2 separate regions of the Homo sapiens genome follow, and region 1 is linked to region 2. A link is a contact called in ENCODE Hi-C data. All regions are on one chromosome and are shown on one strand. The core of a region is the stretch at or near the end of the contact, and the rest is flanking DNA. Distances in the headings are between cores, read along the strand shown.

Evidence for each region. A loop is a pair of places that touch in the nucleus more often than their neighbours do. Pooled maps may share reads with other maps.
Region 1: a pooled map shows a loop between it and region 2 (2.9-fold over the local background). The contact joins the enhancer-like site here to the promoter of COPS9 in region 2. A Hi-C loop is called at or near these places in 1 of 168 maps with a recorded cell type or tissue (body of pancreas) and 3 of 50 pooled maps.

Annotation. Positions count from the first base shown.
Region 1 is chr2:240,449,946-240,453,807 of GRCh38, forward strand. All of the region lies in intron 1 of GPC1 (glypican 1), which reads left to right. GPC1-AS1 (GPC1 antisense RNA 1) reads right to left here. Exons shown (of 3, transcript NR_161169.1): 2 at 666-977. Among named protein-coding and RNA genes, the nearest start is that of MIR149, 4.1 kb to the right of the region's middle. RefSeq lists a silencer at 2,811-2,860. Within about 2 kb of position 1,251, at least 4 of the 41 ENCODE cell types and tissues checked have a DNase peak (open chromatin) inside an H3K27ac peak, as active enhancers do.
Region 2 is chr2:240,133,867-240,137,645 of GRCh38, forward strand. It overlaps COPS9 (COP9 signalosome subunit 9), which reads right to left and starts at 2,439. Exons shown (of 3, transcript NM_001163424.2): 1 at 2,356-2,439; 2 at 67-139. The coding sequence starts at 2,418. RefSeq lists a silencer at 2,251-2,300 and enhancers at 2,741-2,840, 2,851-2,960.

The DNA.
Region 1 (3,862 bases), core at 1-2,500, 310 kb after region 2:
CTATTCGACTGTGGAGAGACATCGTTTCTACCTTCCGGCTCTGGTGAATAATGCTGTGAGCATGGGTGTATGAGGAGCTGTTCCTTTTCCTGCTTCCAGTTCTTTGGGGCCAAATACTTTCATACTGTACTAAAATAACAATTCATTGTTTATCTGAAATTCAGATGTAACTGGCCCCCGTGCTTTATCTGCACTCGTCCCCTAATTGTGGCTGTGGGGCAGGGCTGGGCAGAAGCTCCAGCCCACACACCTGCCATGCTGGGCAGGCAGGCAGAGGTGCCTGGGCGGCCACCAACTCATCAAAGCCCTAGGGAGACGCCCTCCTGGGACCGCCCAGACCTCTCTGGGCTCAGCAGGGCTTGTCAGCTCCTGCTTCAGCCTTTGCCTGCAGCTCAGGAATTCCCCTGGGATTGGAGTCAGGGCAGGCTGCAGGGTTGGGGAGGCGGGGGATGCTAAGGCTGTTCCTCGTGCTGGGCCCCGTGCTGCTACTCCTAGCCTGTGACCTTGCACAGGTCACTTTAGCTCTCTATGTGTCAGCTATGTCAGCGGGACCTACAGCTGCTGTGAAGATGAAATGACTCGGCTTAACCCCCTGCGAGGCCCATAGTGAGCTCTGCATCTTAGCAGGGAGACAGCTAGACCTCTGGGAACAAGGGAGCCCTCACCATGTGTGACCTCCCATTCAGGGGCGTGCCCCGTCGAGCCCCGTGCTTCCTCTGGGGAGGAGGTGCTGGCTTGGGGGGGTGTGGCTCGTGGGCCATGCTGGCAGTGGGTCGTGTTCGCTCCAGTGCCAACACTGGGCAGATTCCCCCCGACATCATTTAGACGTGTGCCTTTATTCAGTACCAGGGTACCAGGGCCGGCCTGGGTGCCAGGTAGGGAGGCAGGAGCAAGAAAGTGGAGGCTCCCCTGGCAGAGGTTCCCTCTGGAAGGAGCATGGCTTGTTGGGACTGGAGGCCAGAGGCTGGGGAGGCTTCCTGAGGGAGGTGAGGGGAAAGCATGTGAGATGGAGGGAAGTGGCAGGTCACAGCTGGGTGGGGTGACTGGGTGGAGTGACTGGGTGGTGGGGGTGGGCGCAGGGAGAGCCAGGCCTGGGACCACCATGACCACAGAGATGGCTTCTCGGGAAGTGGTTGGGTCGGAGGTGAGCGGCCGAGTTCCTTTGCTCCCTCCCCTTCTGTTCCTTCCCCAGTGTTTATGAGCCATCCCTCTTGGCGGGCTCCCTCCAGAGGCACCCAAGGGTTTGCTCTGGGATCCGGCCCAGCCTCAGCTGTATGTGTGTCTCTGCCTGGTTGGCATTCACGGGGCAGATGGACGGGCCTGCGCGGCGTCTTTGTGGACTGGAATGTGGCTGCTGCGTCCCCTTCTGCGTTTCTAGCGTGCCCCCTGTGGGTGTAGCAGACAGGGAGGGCCAGTCCATCTTCCAGGCCTCCTTGGGTGCCTGTGGCCCCTGCAGTGGGTGTACGGGAAGCTAGATGGGAGAGCTGGGCAGAGCCCCAGGAGGACAACCCCACCCTCCCACAGCCTGCCTGAATTTCCACCCTGCTGGCAGGGTTGGGCATAGAGATGTGAGTGCCCTCTTCAGCTCCACCAAGCCAAGGAGGAGAAAGGCTGAGCCAGGCCTGGGGGCACGGCCTCTGGGGAGCACCTCATCCTGGGTTCGAAGAGTGGGCTCTGCCTTACAGCCAAGACACCGGGTCCTGGGTGTGGCAGGAGGTTCGTGACACAAATTCTGAATCCCCTTTCATCCCCAGTCTGAGGCCACAGCATGAGCCTCAGACAGTGGAGCAGGCTGGCATGGGGGGAGGCCTGCACAGGGCACGCGGCTTCTTGGCCCGAGCTGTGACTAGGCTCCCATCTGATGGACCCCTGCCGTCGTGCCATGCCAGGGCCGGCACCGCCCAGACCTGGCGTCTGCCGGCAGGATGGCCTGCTCAGGGGTTCCCCAAGCAGGATCTGGGCAGCTTAGAGAGCAGTCTTATGAGTTGCCTGGTGAAAGCCCCGTCTTTGGGGGTCTCCGGTGTTGTGGCCTGCCTTGGTGGTCTGTCCAGCAGCTCTCAGTGTGCCCATTGCAGACCGGCCGAGAGGCCGGAGTGCGGCCAGAGGGGAACTGGTGTGAGTGGGTGGTTTTGTCTGGCTGGGTCAGCAGGCCTGGGGAAGGTGGGGAGCTGGGCCGGGACAGTGGGAGCCACGCAGGACCTGGGCTGCAGGGAGGGGAGGGTGTTGGCGGGAGGCTGTCCCTCTGGTGTCCAAGGAGGGGCCAGAGGCGCACAGCATAGACCTCCCAGGCTGGGGGCACCTGGGTGGGAGACTTGGTGGAAGGATGTGGCCTGTTGGGTTTGGTATGTCAGAGGGAAAGCAGGTCAGGATATAGGGGCAGGGGGGTCTGGAGTCAAGGCCCGGGTGCCATTGGACTGGGGGCTGGAGGGGGCAGGTAGAGGATGTGGAATGACCATGGCAGCTTTGCGTGAGGACAGCGGTGGTCAGCTGCCACCTTCAGCACAGAGAGAAACCCGACACCCCGCCCCCATTACCCTCCGGGGAGGGGCCCCGGCTCCCCCGAGCGCCGGCCCTGCTGAGACCCAGGAGCCCCTGCACCAAGGCCTGGGCCCGCTTAGCTGCAGTGGGGAGCCTAGGAGGCCCGGACTGCCCGCGGAGAACAGGAGCAGCACCCGCAGGCGGGAGGGAGGGGCCCGGCCTCGGCGGCGGGCAGGAAGGCGGGCGCAGGGCGGCGGGGACCTGGCCGGAGGGGCCGGGGCGGCCGCCTGCGGTTTCCAGGGAGACGGGGGCGGTGCCGAGCGCGGCGGGGCGGGGGCTGCGGGAGGACGCTCGTCCCCGCGCCGGGAGCCACCGCCCTCGGCCGTGCGCGCCAGTGCGGCTGCGGCGCTGCCCGGGGTGGCTGCGGCCAGAGTCTCCCGCGCGCCCGGCGGACCGCAGCCCGCCCTCGTCCCCCGCTGGCTTTTCGCCTCCTGCGAGCCCTTCCGCCCGGCCCCGCTCCGCCGCCTTTCCCCGGCCCGAGCACCTGCACCCAGAGCCCGCGCGCCGCCCGGAGCCGCTGGAGCCGCCGCTGCGAAGGGGGTCCCGCGTCCGCCGCCGCGCTGGAAGCCAGGCCCGAGGACCTCTCCCGCAGCGCCACCGTACCCGCATCCGCAGGCGCGCCACCCCCATCTCCACCCGCTCCTCGTCCCCACCGCCTCTGTCCCATCCTCCGCTCCGTCCTGCCCCGCTTGGCCGCCGCAGCCCCATCCCCTTTCCGCCCCTCCTGTCGGGAGTCCGTGGCCCGTCCCCAGTCCCACCCCACCCGTCGCCCCAGCTGCACCTACCCCTACCCCTCCCGGGCCGCATCCCGGCGTCCCCGCCCCGCTCCCACCGCCCGCCCCGCTCCCACCGCCCGCCCCGCTCCCACCGCCCGCCCCGCTCCCTCCGCCCGCCCCGCTCCCTCCGCCCGCCCCGCTCCCTCCGCCCGCCCCGCTCCCTCCGCCCGCCCCGCTCCCTCCGCCCGCCCCGCTCCCGCATCGCCTGCCGCCGCCCCGGGGCCCCCCTTCCTCTTCCGCCAGGCCCATCCCCCTCCCCGGGCCGTCGCAGCCCTTCGAGCCCCCTCCCCCACCCCCGTGCCTGCCGCACCCGCTGCGACAAGCCCCTTCCCCGCCAATCGCGGCGCCCCCCTCCCCTCGCCTGCCCGCCGCAGCCCCCTCTCCCCGCCCGCCCCCTTCCCTCCCCGCCGCGCCCACTGCACCAGTGCCCCCTCCTCGCCGGGCCGCCGGCGCTGCTGCGTGTCCAGACCCCTGCGCACCCGCTCCGGCTGCGCGGTTTGCCGTCTTCGTCCCTGGCCGCGGCGGCTGGCGACTGGCATCGGGGCGCC
Region 2 (3,779 bases), core at 1,189-3,688:
TCACTGCCTTCACCTAGAGAAGAAATATTCAGATTAAATCTGGCATCCCATTCCAAGCATCCTTACCGTTAAAAAAGTCTGCATGAACGGCCTTTTCATTGGCTGCCAAGTCCATCAAGAGCCCGGTGCTGCCTCCCGCCTGGGGAATGGAAAGGCAAGGTTATGTCAGGTGCGTTTTCCGAAAGAACAGGTGATAAGTGCATTGCAGGGCCACTACCCCCACAAAAAAAGAAGATGGGTGAGGGGAAACAGGCTCAAGTTGGAGTCAACATTTTAGTTCCAGACACAGGAATGTGTATTGGGGGGAGGGGGAGGAATTCAAAGGAATGATTTTTAAGGTCTCTCAAGGGCTTCTGTTCCTTGATTCCTGTCTGCCTTTAAAAAAGAAACCTACCACTGACCTAAGCACCACTACTTCTCTGTGCCCCTCAAGGAGAGCTTTCCGATCCCTCGCCGGACATCGCCAGAGGCCACAAACATGCGAAATTGAGCCCATCGCCTCCACTCAGGATCCCTTCCCTCTCTCTTCTGGGAATGAAACCACTTCCCCGAGGAAACTGACCTGCTCTGCCTCTGAGGTTCTGGTGCCCCGCTGCTATCATGGACCGTCCACTGCCACAACTCCACGGCAGTGGAAAAACCATGTCACAACCCAAGCTGGGCAATCTGAAGCCCTCAGGATTTTGGGTCCTGTTTAGAGTCAACCGGTGACAGAGGGAGCAGATTCCTCTGACAGCAGCACCCTGGACAGCTGGCCACAGGTCCTGCTGCTGCCCTGGCCCCAGCATTCACAAGGCCGCTTGCTCAGACCTGCCCTGATCCCCACATAGCTGCATGCCCTTGTTCCCTTTCAGACACTCTCAGAAAAGCCAGGACACTCAGTCTCCTCCCCTGGCTTCTCAGCCACCCTCCCTGTCCCCATCAGCACAGTAAGCCACGCGCATTCTACCACTTGAAGCTTGTCCCTACCTCCATCTGCCTCATTCACACCCTCTTCAACTCTCCTGTTCTCCCTGCTCTCATTTTTCTACCCTCTCACCCGTAAATGCTGCCACCCTACAGAGCAAGTCGGAGCCTCTCACTCCCCACTGTAAAGCCCTCCGGTGGCTCCACATCGCCTAGGACTGTGAAGCCTAGGACTGTAAAACAGGACTGAGAAGCCTGGGTTTAATGGAAGTGCTTCGGGAGCGGGGTGCACAGAGCCACCCTCTTTAGCATGGTTCCAGATGGTTTCACGATCTGGGTAGGGAGAGAGTCCCTACCCACTGTCTCCCCTCTCTCTGGCACTGCACGCTCAACCATGTTAAACGACACAACATTCCCTTCCCTTGGTGAGCCAGTCGGCATCCCCCAACCCAGGGCTCTGCTCCTGCCGGGCCTTCATCCCCCACTACCTGGCAAACACCAATGTGTCCCCCAGCATTTGGCCACAGAGTCGACTCCTCAGCTGTACCTTTGCTGAGCCCCCTCAAAGCCCTGAGGGTCCATCCGTCGGTGCGCCTTCGGCTTTCTATGACACCTGGTATTTGCAATCAGCCGCTCTGCCATGCTATTACCTCCACAAGCACAAGGGCTGCCTCTGACCACCTCTGCAGCCCCTAAGCTTTGAGAAAGAGCACATAAGGCCCTGACATGTAGGAGCTGGCCTGCCACTCTGAGCTAGGCTGTGGTGCTCTCCTGCTGACCATAAACCATCTCAGAACGCTCACATCAGACAAGGTCACTCTGTGAACACAATAGAGACCAACAAAACCCCAAGACGACTGTATAATCCTGTATAATTAAAAAGAAGAACGAGGCCACTACGCAAAGCACATAAATGCCAGATGTCTCCTTTTCCGCTCCGACAGGAATGACGGCTGCTCCAGTCTTCCCTCATTCTAGTTAAGATTAAGAGGCCCAATCGGAGAATTATCCTCGCTTCCAAGGCACAGTAAAGCCCACTTTCTTCCCCCAAATCCCCTAACACGAGCTCAAATCCCACACGAGGTTATGGAGACGCACCGCGGGCCCCCATGGGGTGCTGCAGCCATCGAAGAGCAGCAAACGCAACTCCTCTGACCACGGGTGTGTTCCCGGGGGCCGTGGGGGCACCCAGCAGGCACTCAACCCTCAGGCTGCGCCTCCTGGTCCCCCGGGCTAGGGCACACGCTTCCCGCCGCGGTCGGTCGCCGCCTTTCACCAGGTGCTCGGAGAAACCGGGATTTGCTCTCCGCGGGGCAGGGAGCCTGGGAGCCGCGCCCATCGCCCACCCGCCCGGCCTCCCCTCCCCGGGACCCGCGCACCAGGACGCCGCCCTTCCGCTCCCCCTTCCCCGCTCCCCACGCTCGGAGACTCCCGCCGGGCCCGTGCCACCTCGTCCAGGTCCACGTAGGGCCCGGCGCCCTCGGGGAACATCTCGTCCACCGCCGGCTTCATCTCGGGGCCGCGGCGCTCTAGGCTCACTTCCGGCCTCAGAGCCGCTTCCGGCGCGCGCCACATGGCAGATCTAGACGCCGGAGGACCGCGCCTCTGTGGTGCCCGCCCGCTGGGGTGCTCCCGGCCGCCGGCGCGTCCGCGGCCACCGGCGTTTGTCTTTGCGCTGGCGAGGGCGGGCGTCTGCAACGCCTCTGATGGGCGGCCGGGCGGCCACGGGGAGAAAAGGCTGCCAGCAATGGGAGCAGTGCCTGCAGAGCACGCCTCCGACCAGAGGCCGGATCCAGAATAAAGAAGGAGCCTCAGACTCTGCCGCAAAGACGGCCGGGTTCACAGGAGCCCAGGGCTTGACCTTCAGACGTTTGTCTGAAGAAGACACACTCGCGGCCAGTGAGCAGATGAAGAGGTGAAAGCAAACCAGGGCCCCACGGCCGCTGCACCCCTGGGACGCCCAGAGTCAAAAAAACAGCAAAACACGGGTGGAAGGGTGCGCGGCACACGGGGCCCCTCGCACCGCGGCGGGGAGTGAGACGCGGCAGCCGGGGCGGGAGACGGGGGGGGGCAGGTCCCAGAAAATCAAACACGGACACCCACGTGGCCCAGCACTCCCCTTCCGGGCACAAGCCCAGAGGACCAAAAGCCGAGGCTCCAAGGGGCGTCTTTACCCCACGTTCACAGCAGCGTTATTTATAATAAATGAAAAAGGGAAGCGTCCCCCGCTGTCCCTGCCCATCGATGGATACGTGCATAAGCAAATGTGGGCCATGCACACTGTGGAACATTACTCAGCCTTTAAAAGGAAGGGAATGCCGACACCTGCTGCCACGCGCAGGAACATTGAGGACGCTCTGCCGAGGGAAACGGGCCAGTCCTAAGACAAACACCGCATGATTCCACTCAGCCGAGGCCCCTAGAGGAGTCAAAGTCATAGAGACAGAAAGTAGAAGGGGGTTATCAGGGTCTGGGGAAGGGGAAATGGGGAGTTCGTGTTTAGTGGGGACAGATTTTCAGCCTTGACAGATGAAAAGGATCTGTAGAGGCTGCTGGTGATGGCTGCACAGTTCGTGAATGTGCTTAACGTCACTGAAATGTGGTTAAGATGGAAACAATTTGTGAAGTTTTACCGTAATGAAAAAAACAACAAAAAAGAATGTGACAGAAATGCGAGGGAAAGGAGAAGGAAAGGGGTAAGAGGAGGGAGAAGGTTGGAGGAAGAGAGGGAGAGAGGAAGAACAGGGGAGGGAAGGAGAGAGAGCAACAGGTCCTGGAACTAGACTTTGCCAAAGATTCCTTGCTCAGCCAGACTTCGGTGGCCTCCTAACCTCCTCCCAGGCCCATCTGTGCACTGCATTGTCAGGTTCAGT